Linked DNA regions of Homo sapiens: region 1 is linked to region 2. The links are chromatin loops, found by intact Hi-C in ENCODE. Cell type or tissue: endothelial cell of umbilical vein. All regions are shown on one strand. Links, peaks and the distances in the headings refer to the core of each region. The heading gives the core; the rest is flanking DNA.

The links. A loop is a pair of places that touch in the nucleus more often than their neighbours do. Peaks named below come from ENCODE experiments on the same cell type or tissue, not always from the same donor. Only the 100,000 strongest peaks of a DNase experiment are listed, where the experiment ranks them.
Region 1: it touches region 2 in a loop (9-fold over the local background); 1 of 110 quality-filtered maps calls a loop at or near these places.

What each region holds. Positions count from the first base shown.
Region 1 is chr5:81,766,263-81,772,966 of GRCh38, forward strand. It overlaps LOC107986384 (a long non-coding RNA gene), which reads right to left. Exons shown (of 3, transcript XR_001742518.1): 3 at 2,900-3,401. Among named protein-coding and RNA genes, the nearest start is that of SSBP2, 19 kb to the left of the region's middle. In endothelial cell of umbilical vein, for the core only: no CTCF peak of the experiment used is centred there; a DNase peak (open chromatin) is centred at 3,089; H3K27ac peaks cover 1,319 bases.
Region 2 is chr5:81,551,853-81,556,852 of GRCh38, forward strand. All of the region lies in intron 4 of SSBP2 (single stranded DNA binding protein 2), which reads right to left. Among named protein-coding and RNA genes, the nearest start is that of ACOT12, 160 kb to the left of the region's middle. In endothelial cell of umbilical vein, for the core only: no CTCF peak of the experiment used is centred there; DNase peaks (open chromatin) are centred at 1,229 and 2,119; H3K27ac peaks cover 2,738 bases.

The DNA of each region.
Region 1 (6,704 bases), core at 651-5,650, 220 kb after region 2:
AAAACAGATTGGTGTAATAATGCTAGGGTGAAAAGAGAATGGAGGAAAAAGGAGGAAGGAGGTTCAGAAATGGGTAAATTATAATATCTAAACTAAATATATACCCATATGTGCCCCCAAAATATCTCAAGACTAACCAGACCAGGCCAGTTTCCCACAAACACTTTGGTCCTTGAGTTTCTTTATAACAAGCTGTATTACTGGCCTATGGAAAATAATACACATAAAAGCTACCATCTTAATAGTTTTAGGAGTTATTTTAAAAGTTATTTAAAAATAACTTTTAAAAATCCAACAAATTAAGTTAAATGCTTTGATTTTAGAAGTGTCTATGTTTAATGAACAATTACATTAGATGCCTGTAACTGTTTTTAATCGTAAAGAAAATCTTGGTCTTAGGCACAGTATCCATCATGAGTATAACAAGAAGACCCCTGTGGCCCTCCCCCTCTATCACGATGAGCGCTACCACTAGGCACTGGACACCAGACCGTCTGCCAATGTCGTCCCCCACAGCTAGAAGCTCAACCGTCACCTTTGCCAGAAAATGGATTCTGAGCAGCACCTACTTCCTCTCATTGTTCTTTTCCAAAACAATCTCTCCAGCTAAGGTGCACTGGCTGGGTCTAGGTCACATGTGTGTAAATATATGTATATATATTTAAGGGTGCAACTTTGCTATAAGAGAAGCTGGGAAAATGTGTTTGGGGTTCATACTTTGGAAAGGCCGGACTCCTGCTGTGGGGGATTCCTGAAACACAGAAAGGGTGTTCAAAAGGTAGTAAGTGGCCACAAAAACCTAGGCATGTATCTGTAAGAGTGAAATGCCACCAAATACAGACACCGAAACGTGTGCATCAAATTACCGGTAGTGGGTGTTAAATTTTCCCAATCATGGAACTAGGAGAAATACTGGTATTCCCAGGGGAGCTAAAGAGTCATATGAGCACCTATTGCTGACATCTTTCCTTGTGCCCCGGACTCTTCCAGATGGCAGGAAGTTCCTGCTTAGGCCTCTAGCCGGGCCCGTCTCCACGAGCTGACCCTTGCTACTGTGCAGGGGTAAGCTGCCAGGCCAGCAGGGACGAGGACTCACCTACACAGGCATAACCTGCTATCCATTAACAATCTGGAAATGTAACTGACACACAGTGGAGAAAAGAAGAGGTTTCCAGCCTTGTTACTCTATATCTCCTAATTATTAGGTAAAGGGGAACATTATAATTGAGTTATGAAACAACTAAATAAAAATAGAATACCTGACAGAGAGCTGCTTTACATGACGTTTCTACATGAGAATAAACAATGCGTTCTTTGTAGAGCTTAAAAAAAAACAGGTTAGCTTTATTCTAGAAACTACAGTCTCTCGTTGTAACTAGACTAGTGCTTGTATTTGTTGACATCCTGATTTATAAAAACCTGAACAAGTTCAGTTTCAATAATTCTTTTTGTTCAAGGAACACAAGAGAAGGGGGAAAAAGATTGATGTCTGCCCCTAAAAAATGGCATATGCAAAAGATTTAGAATTCTCTTTGTTCAACTCTGGGTCAGATTTCATGAAAAAGCGATTAAAATTCCTTTTGCTCCCATTCTTCATGCATGTATGGAGGTTTGTGTTCCTAATGAGCACCAAGAAGCTTCCTCGCACAGAACTTTGTCTTTGAAAGATAAAATAACCTGTTTCCCTCAACTCTTCTCCATCTTGTTTCTCTGTTATTGACACCCCCTCCTCAACCACAACAAAGAATGTGTGCTAATTGATTCACTGTTGAAAAATTCAATTTAATGCCTAGAATTGGTGGCATGTGCTAAGTAATCAAAGTTGGACCTGAAGCAGGGGAATAAAGGGGACTGGGTTCTGTTACCATTTTTTAACACTGAATCACTATGGGGAGGTAAAAGCAAGAGTAATTGTTTTCAAGAAATGGCAAACAAGTGGTTCACCATACGTTCAGATTAATGAATTTGGTGTCGTAATATGCTTTGAGACTCTTTGTTTAGAAAGAAAGATAACAAATGAAAGTGGTAATATATAAATAAAACTATTTGGAAAGAGTCCCATGTAAGCCATGCTTTTTCATAAAATGTTAGTGTCTTTACATCAAATGATAAAAGTAAAAAAAAAAAACAAAGGAATATTCAAAGTACAGGTTCTAGTAAGGAAAAGCAACCAGATGAGTTAAAGAAAATCTCTCTATTTGTGTTATTTACACAGAAACTCCCCTTCTCCAAGTAGCCCCTTATCCTAAATGCATGTGATTCTTATAATGCAGTACCCCCCTTATCCATGTTTGCCTGTGTAATTCACTTTCCTACTATCATCCATGGCTTGTATCACTAGAGTAACAAACAATTATGATTATTTTTAAATTATTATTATTATTATTATTATTATTTTGAGACAGGATCTCACTCCGGTGCCTAGATTGGAGTGCAGTGGTGCAAACACGGCTCACTGCAGCCTTGACCTTCTGGGCTCAAGTGATCCTCCCACCTCAGCCTCCCGAGTAGCTGGGATTACAGACTTGTGCCACCATGCCTGGCTAATTTTTGTATTTTCTGTAGAGATAGGGTCTCACTATGTTGCCCAGGCTGGTCTCAAACTCCTAGCCTCAAGCATTCCTCCTGCCTTGACCTCCCAAAGTGTTGCGATTACAGGCATGAGCCACCACACCCAGCTGAGATTATTTTTTAAATGCTCTTTCAGCATAGCACATTCACTTTTGCTACAGGTTTCATTTTCAAGCAAATATAGCAAGGCATTAAACCTAATTGCTGATTCAGGCTTAGCATACCAAAGTCTTATAGATAAACAATACTTTACAGATTACTCAGAGTCCCTCTTCTCTAAATCAGTTTCTGAACCAAAGAGGATGAATAGGGCTCAAGAATACCCAGAAAGTTGTGAGACGATTTAATAGATTATCCCAGTACTGGAGCTGAGAGGCCAAGAAACAGCCCCATGTTACTGTTGCCTGGTGACATGTTCTGCCCCATCACATGCCATGGATGATGGAGAAATATGGTAACTAACATTTCCTGCCCTTCCTGCTCTTTTTTCTTGCTCTTCTGTGGAATCAATGACTCATTTATGGCATTACAGACACAACAGATGACGTTTCATGCTTTGTCAACAGAGGCATGCCCTTCATTTTTGCCAATGGGAATGTCAAGTAACAGCTAATATCTTTGAACCCAAAGTTGCCAGGAAATGTGAGGGTAAAATTTGCCCCTATTGTACTGTTTCCAAGTCAATCAGACACCACCTGGAGCTCAAATGTGACCATGGCCTACTGTATCCTGATTATCCAGTCTATTACATATCAGAGTTCTTTTTATTTCCCTCTGTCAATCCCATCTTTCTCTTGGCCACTGCACTGCTCCTCCACCTCAGTGAAGATCTAGAAGGAGAAAAAAAGTGAAATTAGTTTATTAATTGTGCTTTATGTTGGGGAAAATTATTTGGATCGAAGCATTTTGCAAAAAAAAGTAGGGTTTGAACGTTATCTGTGGGTTTGCATCTTTATTCCTATTAGAAAACCAAGTTAATTAAGAAATAGGCCCAGCTCGGTGGTTCACGCCTGTAATCCCAGGACTTTGGGAGGCTGAGGCAGAAGGATGACTTGAGGCCAGGAGTTCGAGACCAGCCTGGCCAACATGGCGAAATTCTGTCTCTACTAAAAATACAAAAAGTTAGCCAGCTGTGGTAGTGCGTGCCTGTAATCCCAGCTACTTGGGAGGCTGAAACAGGAGAATCTCTTGAACCTGGAAGGTGGAGGTTGCAGTGAGCCGAGATCACACCACTGCACTGCACTCCAACCTGGGGGACAGAGTGAGACCCTGTACCGAATAATAATAATAATAATGGTACTTTTAGATGTACTCACTCACAAAAGCCTTACTGTTTTCAAAGTCCTTTCAAATAATTATTTATTTTGATCTTCCTAAAATTCCTGTGACATATGTTGAGGTGATATTATTTATTTTTTATTTTAATATCATCATGAATTGTCTCATTTAATAGATGAAAAAACTGAGGACAAAAATGGATGAAGCTTGCTTGGGAATACCTAGCTAACAGTTGTGAAGTTGAGACTAGATACCAGCTCTTCTGACCCATGGTCCTAGATGCTTTCTGCTTGATTGTCTGCCTCTGCTCTCTGGACAGTCGCACAGTTCTTAGCTGGAAGGGTCTTATATACAATTTTCCCCTTCACGACCTTCTAGGTTCCAAAAATGTGGTTGTAGATATTGGAATGCATTGTCCCACTAGAACAATCATGCCTATTATATTCTATAGACCCCTGTGTCCATTCTCAAAAACCTATGATTGATCCACAAGAGTTAAGTAAGTTACTTTAAAACAAAATATGCTTCACAGAGCAATATTCCCTCAAGAAAGTTTCAAGGAAAAAAGTTTCAAGGTCAAATAAGTTTGAGAAACATAGAATATCATATATCCCTCTCAGAGATTTGTAATGTACATTTGCATATTAAAGGCTTTAAGTTTTCTTTAAAGAAAAGAAAACTGCTTAAAATGGTTCCATTGAGAATTCATCAACTTTATTTGACTTTGAAATCTTTTTAGTGAGTAAAACATATTAACACCCCAAACTACAGTTCCCCAAAACACGCTTTGGAAATTGCTGCTATAGAAAAATATGATGTGTGACGATTTAAGATATTAGGAGCACTTCTTCCACTGTGAGATTAAGGGTTACCCTGAAGGTAAGAGGGATGTTGGTGATCATTCCCTTGATATCAGTCAGGGACTAGAATTAGTGATGGGTATTGTTGGGACATACAAAGCAGAACCAGGCATGGAAGGATAAGGAACAGAATGATAAAGGCAAGGAATGATGCCTTGGAACACTGAGACGAGACCAGGAGGACAGGCTGGAGACACATAAATGGTGAGTGACAAGAGAGCAGCTAGCTTGGGATTTGTACCGTCTTCCTCGTTCTGCTCCCTCCTCTGATCCTGCCACTGCAGACACACTCCTGGACAAAATCAAGACTGGGAAGCAGGGATGTGGCAGAGACACAGACGGGTGGACCCAAGCATTGAGGGCTGCCATGGAAGGAGAAGCCGAGAGGAGAGAAATGCCAAGGAGCTGGAGCAAAGAGGACATCTGGCGGGAGTAACTGGTTTCCAATTGTTCTTCTCAGGAAAGGATGAAAACCAGACGCTGCTTTCGTACCCTATGTTCTCCAACAGTCAAATGACCATCCAATTTATCATCCATACAAAGACACTTTTGCACTATTAATCACCATGCGAGGACAACAGATGTAAACTGAGACTATCCCAGCCAGGCACGCAAAGATATGTGTTCACCTCATGCAATATTAAATGATAGTTGAAAGTATGGAGGAGTTATTTGGAGATTGTGGTGGTTCCTTTTTGAACTATGAACCATGGCATTCAGAAAAAAGAAAAGATAGGGAAGTATGTATTGATCATGTTAGTTATAATGACTTCCGCTTGAAATAATTTATTTAGCCAAAAATGCTTTCATGACCCCATTCAGCAAGCATGTATTGGGCATCTGTGATAGGAAAAGCACTGTGCTCCGTACTGTGGCGGATATGGAGATAAACAATACACACTATGCTCCAAAGGAGCTTCTGGTCAACACAGTGAATTAGGGGATGTGCTCAAATAGACAAGTTCCAAGTAAATGATCACAGGTGGTTATAAGAGAGCTAAGGACGAAATGCTGGGAAGTTCTGAGGAGGGGAGGCTAGGGGACACTTTGGAGATTTGACCATGCTTGAACTAGGCCTTGGGGGACAAGCTGATTATTCACAGTCTGGGGGCACAGGGAAGGGGAGATAGACCTTTCCAGGTGGTAGGACAGCAGATGCCCAGAGGAGTGTGTTTGAGGTGCCGATGGTGCAATTTGGCAGCAGTAGAGGATCCATGAAGAGGACAAGTGGGAGGTGAAGTTGAGAAAGTTAAGCTGGGCAAGCCTGTGTAGCGACTTAAATGCTAACATAAAGCAAATGGATATAATAAATTCAGGAAATAATTGAAAACTTTGATTATATAGTAGCGGACTGGGACTACCACAAAGTAGAATGTCAGCTCCTTACTGCTCTGGAAAACTTTGGAAATGTTGGGGCCAGCTCCGCAATTTTACAAGGTTGAACCCAGAAAGTGAGGGACTTGGAAACATTTGAGTTAAATATAAATATTAAGATTCTTATCAAATCTAATTTAGGCACTCGTTTTAGCTTTCTACTGCTGCTGTAAAACATTATCGCAGATTTACTAGCCTAAAACAATACAAATTTATTCTTCTACAGCTCTGCGGGTTAGAAGCCCAACATGAATTTCAATGGGTTAAAATCAAGTTGTCAGCAGGAACTTCCTTCCCTCAAGCCTCTAGGGAAGTCTCTTGAGGCCTAAGAGAAGTCTCTACAGGTCTGAGGGAAGAATGTTCCTTGGTTTTCTCCAGCTTCTACAGGATACTCACATTCCTTGGCTCATGGCCCCAGTCTTCCATCTTCAAAAGCAGCAATGGTGGATGGAGATTTCGCAGACCCTATCACTCTGACCTCGTCTTCTGACTTCCTCTTCACTTTTAAGAACACTTGTGATAATTATATTTAGCTCATGTGAGTAATCCCAGAGACTCTCCCTGTCTGCTGATTAGGGACCTTAATTCTCCTTTGCCATGTAAGTAACATATTCACAGGTT
Region 2 (5,000 bases), core at 1-5,000:
TATTTTAAAATGTTGACAACTATTAAATAGATCTAAAGTAATTACACATTTTGATGCTTATTGTACATTTCTTAGGAAATTTCTAAGAATTTGAAGAGGCTATTTTCAGAAAACATTTAATTGAATCATAAAAGGTATCAGTGTATCAACTCACACTTCACACACTGTGATCTCACTTACATTCCTTTTTTAGTTACATTCACTTGACATTAGGAAAATATTGGATATGGCTTATTTTGTTTTGTAGCATAAAATTAATAACATTATCTTGGTTAGTGAGTATATGAATATTTGTGCTAATTCTTGTATAGAGAGATAAATAAGCAAACAAGAGCCTAAAAGTATGTTTAATGCTAGTTCTCAAATCCATATGACATAGCTGGGTTCATATAATATGTATTTAGAATAAATATCTATAGTTAAGAAGTAGAGTGAACCTAATATTTAATTATCATCGGAAACTGTATTAAGAAACCAGAAATTTACAGTCAAAACAAAGTAAAGGCCGGGCACGGTGGCTCATGTCTGGTGATCCCAAAATTTTGGGAGGCCCAGGTGGGTGGATCACTTGAGGACAGGAGTTTGAGACCAGCCTGACCAACATGGTAAAACCCTGTCTCTACTAAAATACAAAAATTAGCCAGGTGTGACGACACATGCCCATAATCCCACCTACTTGGGAGGCTGAGGCACAAGACTCACTTGAACCCAGGAGGCAGAGGATGCAGTGAGCTGAGATCACACCACTGCACTCCAGCCTGGGCAACAGAGCAAGACTATGTCTCTTAAAAAAAAAAAAGAAAAAAGAAAGAAGAAAAAAAAAAACCCAAAGTAAAACAGGATTTACAGAAAATAATGTAAAGGTGTGCATGTGAAGAGGAATTGGTAGAACAAAAATACAGTTTTGGATTCTTTAATTTTTTTAAGTTAACCTGTGACTCAAATAGTGATAGACTTTTAGTAATTATAAAGAGCATGAAAATGCTAAGTAGGTCTGGAATTTATAAATTCTTCTTCATCCATTTATACAGCAATGGATAATATTACACAGCATGTAATATTATCTCTTTACCTGAAAAAGCAACATTAAAAATAGGTCACAGCTTCTGAGGGAGGATACAAACTGTCAGGAGTACTTCCAGCACAGTAGCAGTTCAGGAAATGAGGATGATAATGAGACTCCATGACTGCTGAGAATCGGAAGAGGAGGTATGAATTCTCATTCAACCCTAACAATTGTCCATTGTCCATGAGGCCTTGGGTGAGTCACTTAAGCTCAGTGATTTGATTAACAGCAATATTGAATTTACCTTCCTCAATATGGATTGTAAGGTTAAGTAGAGCCAACACGAAATGTACATGCAAAACCTATTCTTTCACTTGTGACCCTACTCTCTGTAACTACCTTTTATGTTTTATTTTCTCTAGACAAGTTAAATATTTATAAAAATTACAAAGGCTGAGAGATCAATTCTAAAAATATAAGAATCTTTCAGAAACAAGTTTATTTTATAAGGGAAATAGCAGGATTGTGATACACTCCACCCTGCACCTCTCCACACACTACATACTAGCTACTCCCTAAACCCCAGACTTGGGCTGGACATTTTCTTAACTCATAGCATCAGAAAAATATCATTACTGAAGTAAACTTATAAAGTTATAGAAATGGCTAGCTATTTTCCAGTAATCATATAAAAACTCAGAAAAATTTATAACCAGAATAATTCTCCTTTATGTTTCAATTACTTAGAAATTCAGTAACAAACATCATCAAAATATACATATTGCTTCATATATTTATATATAAATAAAATATCATCATCAGGGCAGCAGGAAATAGAGGCAGCAGGGTGTAGAAGTGAGATAAGGACAGGATGTTGTTGTTTCAGCAGAACAATTTACAATGTATTTACTTTTTATACAAGTGAACTAAATGTTTGTATAGTTAACTTTCTTGTTTTCCTTTTTTGCTTTCTCTTCTTTTCTTACCATCCTTTCCTACCTTTATCCTTTCCTGCTTTCTTTCCCTCCTTCTCTCCTACCCTTTTTTATTAATACTTTCTTCCACCCAACACTGATTTTTGGCTGAGACCACAGTTTCAACAAGAAATAAAAACTGCATTACTCAGGAAGGAACTAATAAACTTCCCCTCCCCCAAATGCCATTAGAGACTTCCTGAATAAATGAGAAATCCATTAATTTTAAAAAAAGAGAGTGCTTGCATAAGTAACAAAAACAGATTCCGGTCTACATTATGATTAAAATCAACTTGAATAATAAAAATTAGATATAAATAAGATCCATTAGGACATCTGACACATCTATGGCCAGTGATGCTTGGTCCCAACAATGTGTAGACTTTTTTAGTCCATTGTCAAACAATCATAAGTGGGACTTCTACCACTTCTCCTTAAAAAATTCTGTAACATAATGGATTTAATTAACATGAAATTTCTTGTAAATATGCCTATTACTGACATTCTTTCATTCAAAACCATTTCATTATTCATGGTCATACTAGTTAGTGGAATGGCTGAATAAAATAATGCACAAGTATGTACAATTTTAAATATATAATTATATTTATTTAATTTTAGATAATAATTATATATTTAATTAACACAAAGGCTCAAATTTTATATTTCACATAAAAACACTATGTATATCCACATATATTCTTGCTCTGAGGCTCATTCTCTATTGAATTAATTTGTTTTTAACAATGGTTACATAAAAATTCCTCCTACAAATTATATTTTAGTTATAGCTAATAAACCACTAGCCTTTTTGACTTATATTTAAAGGACAAATAGAAAAAGAGGTTTAGAATTGTTATTTGCTTTGGTTTGTTTGTTTTGCATGACAGTTTATGGGCAAGCCAGTAATTTGTATCCTAAGCTTTTATACTAAGATAGCTCTCAACAACTGATTTGGTCATTATAGAGATAATAAATACCATTCATGATGATAATTTAAATAAAAATGTGTTGACTTAAGAGATAAACTTTGGTAAAATCTGATTTCTCTTCTGTTTCAATGACTCCTAACATAGTACAGCCACTGAAAGGAACTTAATGCTTGTCAGGAGCCATTGAACTTTATAGTGAGCATCTGGGTAGTGCCACCGTGCAGATGTTGCAGTAGAATACCACAGTAAAACTACTTTAAGTTTCATCTGGTTAATAACAGTACTTCACTCAATATTGCTTTCTGTAATTTCTGATTATTTTTGACCAAATAAAATTTCTTTGCCTTGTTTAAAGAAATAATTGTGATTTCTTACAAAACAAGGTCCTCCACTTCTATAATAAAGTACAGACTTTATTTATAGCAAAATAAATTTAATTTTTCTAATTAAAAATAAATCACTAATATAAAACATTATCAGTAAGTCACAAAACTAAGAACATCTGTATAAACTAATAAAAATCTGTATCTTAGGAAATAAGGAACATTTACAAATGTTCCTAAATGTGATTTATAATTTATATAACTCATTTTGGTTGTTTTTTATGGAAAGTCATTTTCAGGGACTACTCATATATTAGCCCATGTAAATTGTGGTTAAATATAAGAAATTAAAGACACCAAATGTGTCCTTAGTGGCATTATCAAAAATATTTCTCCAACTTCTTTGGCAACTTGAGCATTTTCCTTATACATCTTCCAGGATGCCTCATCTTTGCCTGACCCTGCCACATTGTCTTCACATTCTAATTAGCTTGGGCTTCTATGTTGTCACCCTGGTCTACTAGTAGTCAGTTTTATTACTAACACAATAATATATGTTCATTGTACAAAAATCAGAAAACACATAGAACCAGTAAGAAAATAAAAATCAAATATAACAATTGCTGTTAACATTTTATGTAAATCATTTAGATAAAAATGAGATCAATGTACAATCTGTATCAGTTTGTAAAGTGATTTTCTATTAAAAATATATTCTTAATATCTTCTAGTTCTCTGAGTCTCCACATTTTTGGTATTTTTCTCTTTTTCTCAAAACATTTTTCCAAGTTTTTACTGCTTTATTATTCTAGAAAAGAGATCAGCAAACTTTTCCTGAAAATGAGCAGATAGTAAATATATTAGGCTTTGCAGGCCTTATAGTCTCTGCTGCAGCCATTTAGATCTGATATTCTAGTGCAAAAGCAGCCACAGACGTACGTCAAGAATGGGCATGGCTATGTTCCAAATAAAACTTTATTTACAAAAATTGGCAGGAGTTTGCTGGCCCATATTCTAGACAATTGCTTATAAAGAGATATTGCATATCATAATTACTATCACCCCTGCAGAAAGTTTCATTTATTATCTTTATATATTATCTTTATATAGTGACCTTTTCCTACCAATACAGATTTACCCCAACACACAATATCAAGGACTATGTTCATTTCCAGTGGTCGTTGCCAATGTGAATCTTCAAAAGCAGTTAAAAATTCTCCATGTTTTACGGGTACCAGAAAGACTTTCTCAGCTCAGTATCTTAGAAACCTATATTTCAATAGCAAAGAAAGAAGGAGTCTCTTCCCTCTCCCCTATTGCCAAGAAAAGTTGAAGTTAAATGAGGAGTAACTTGCTAACACAGACAATTTTAGTCCCTGTTTCGAATCCATGAAAGAGAAATTGATATTGAAGGAGTTGTGATTAGCAGGAAACCTACAAGTTTATATGCATGCACATCCATGCTCTGCTCCTTCCATACTGTGACAATGATAGAGGTCTTTCTCCTCCTAGGGTCCTTTATTTACTTTTACTATGGATCCTATTCCCTACTGCCTTTTCATGAAATCCTTATCGTTAAATCCAAACATCATTTTCATCCCTTGCCTTGCTTAAAAGACAGCATGATATACTAGTTAAGAGCACAAATTCTATTGTCAAATTGCATGAGTTCAAATCCTGATTCTGTTCGCTTATTAGCTATGCATTTTCTCAGGCAACTCACTTAACTTCTCTATACCTCATTTTTTCATTATCATATAACAAT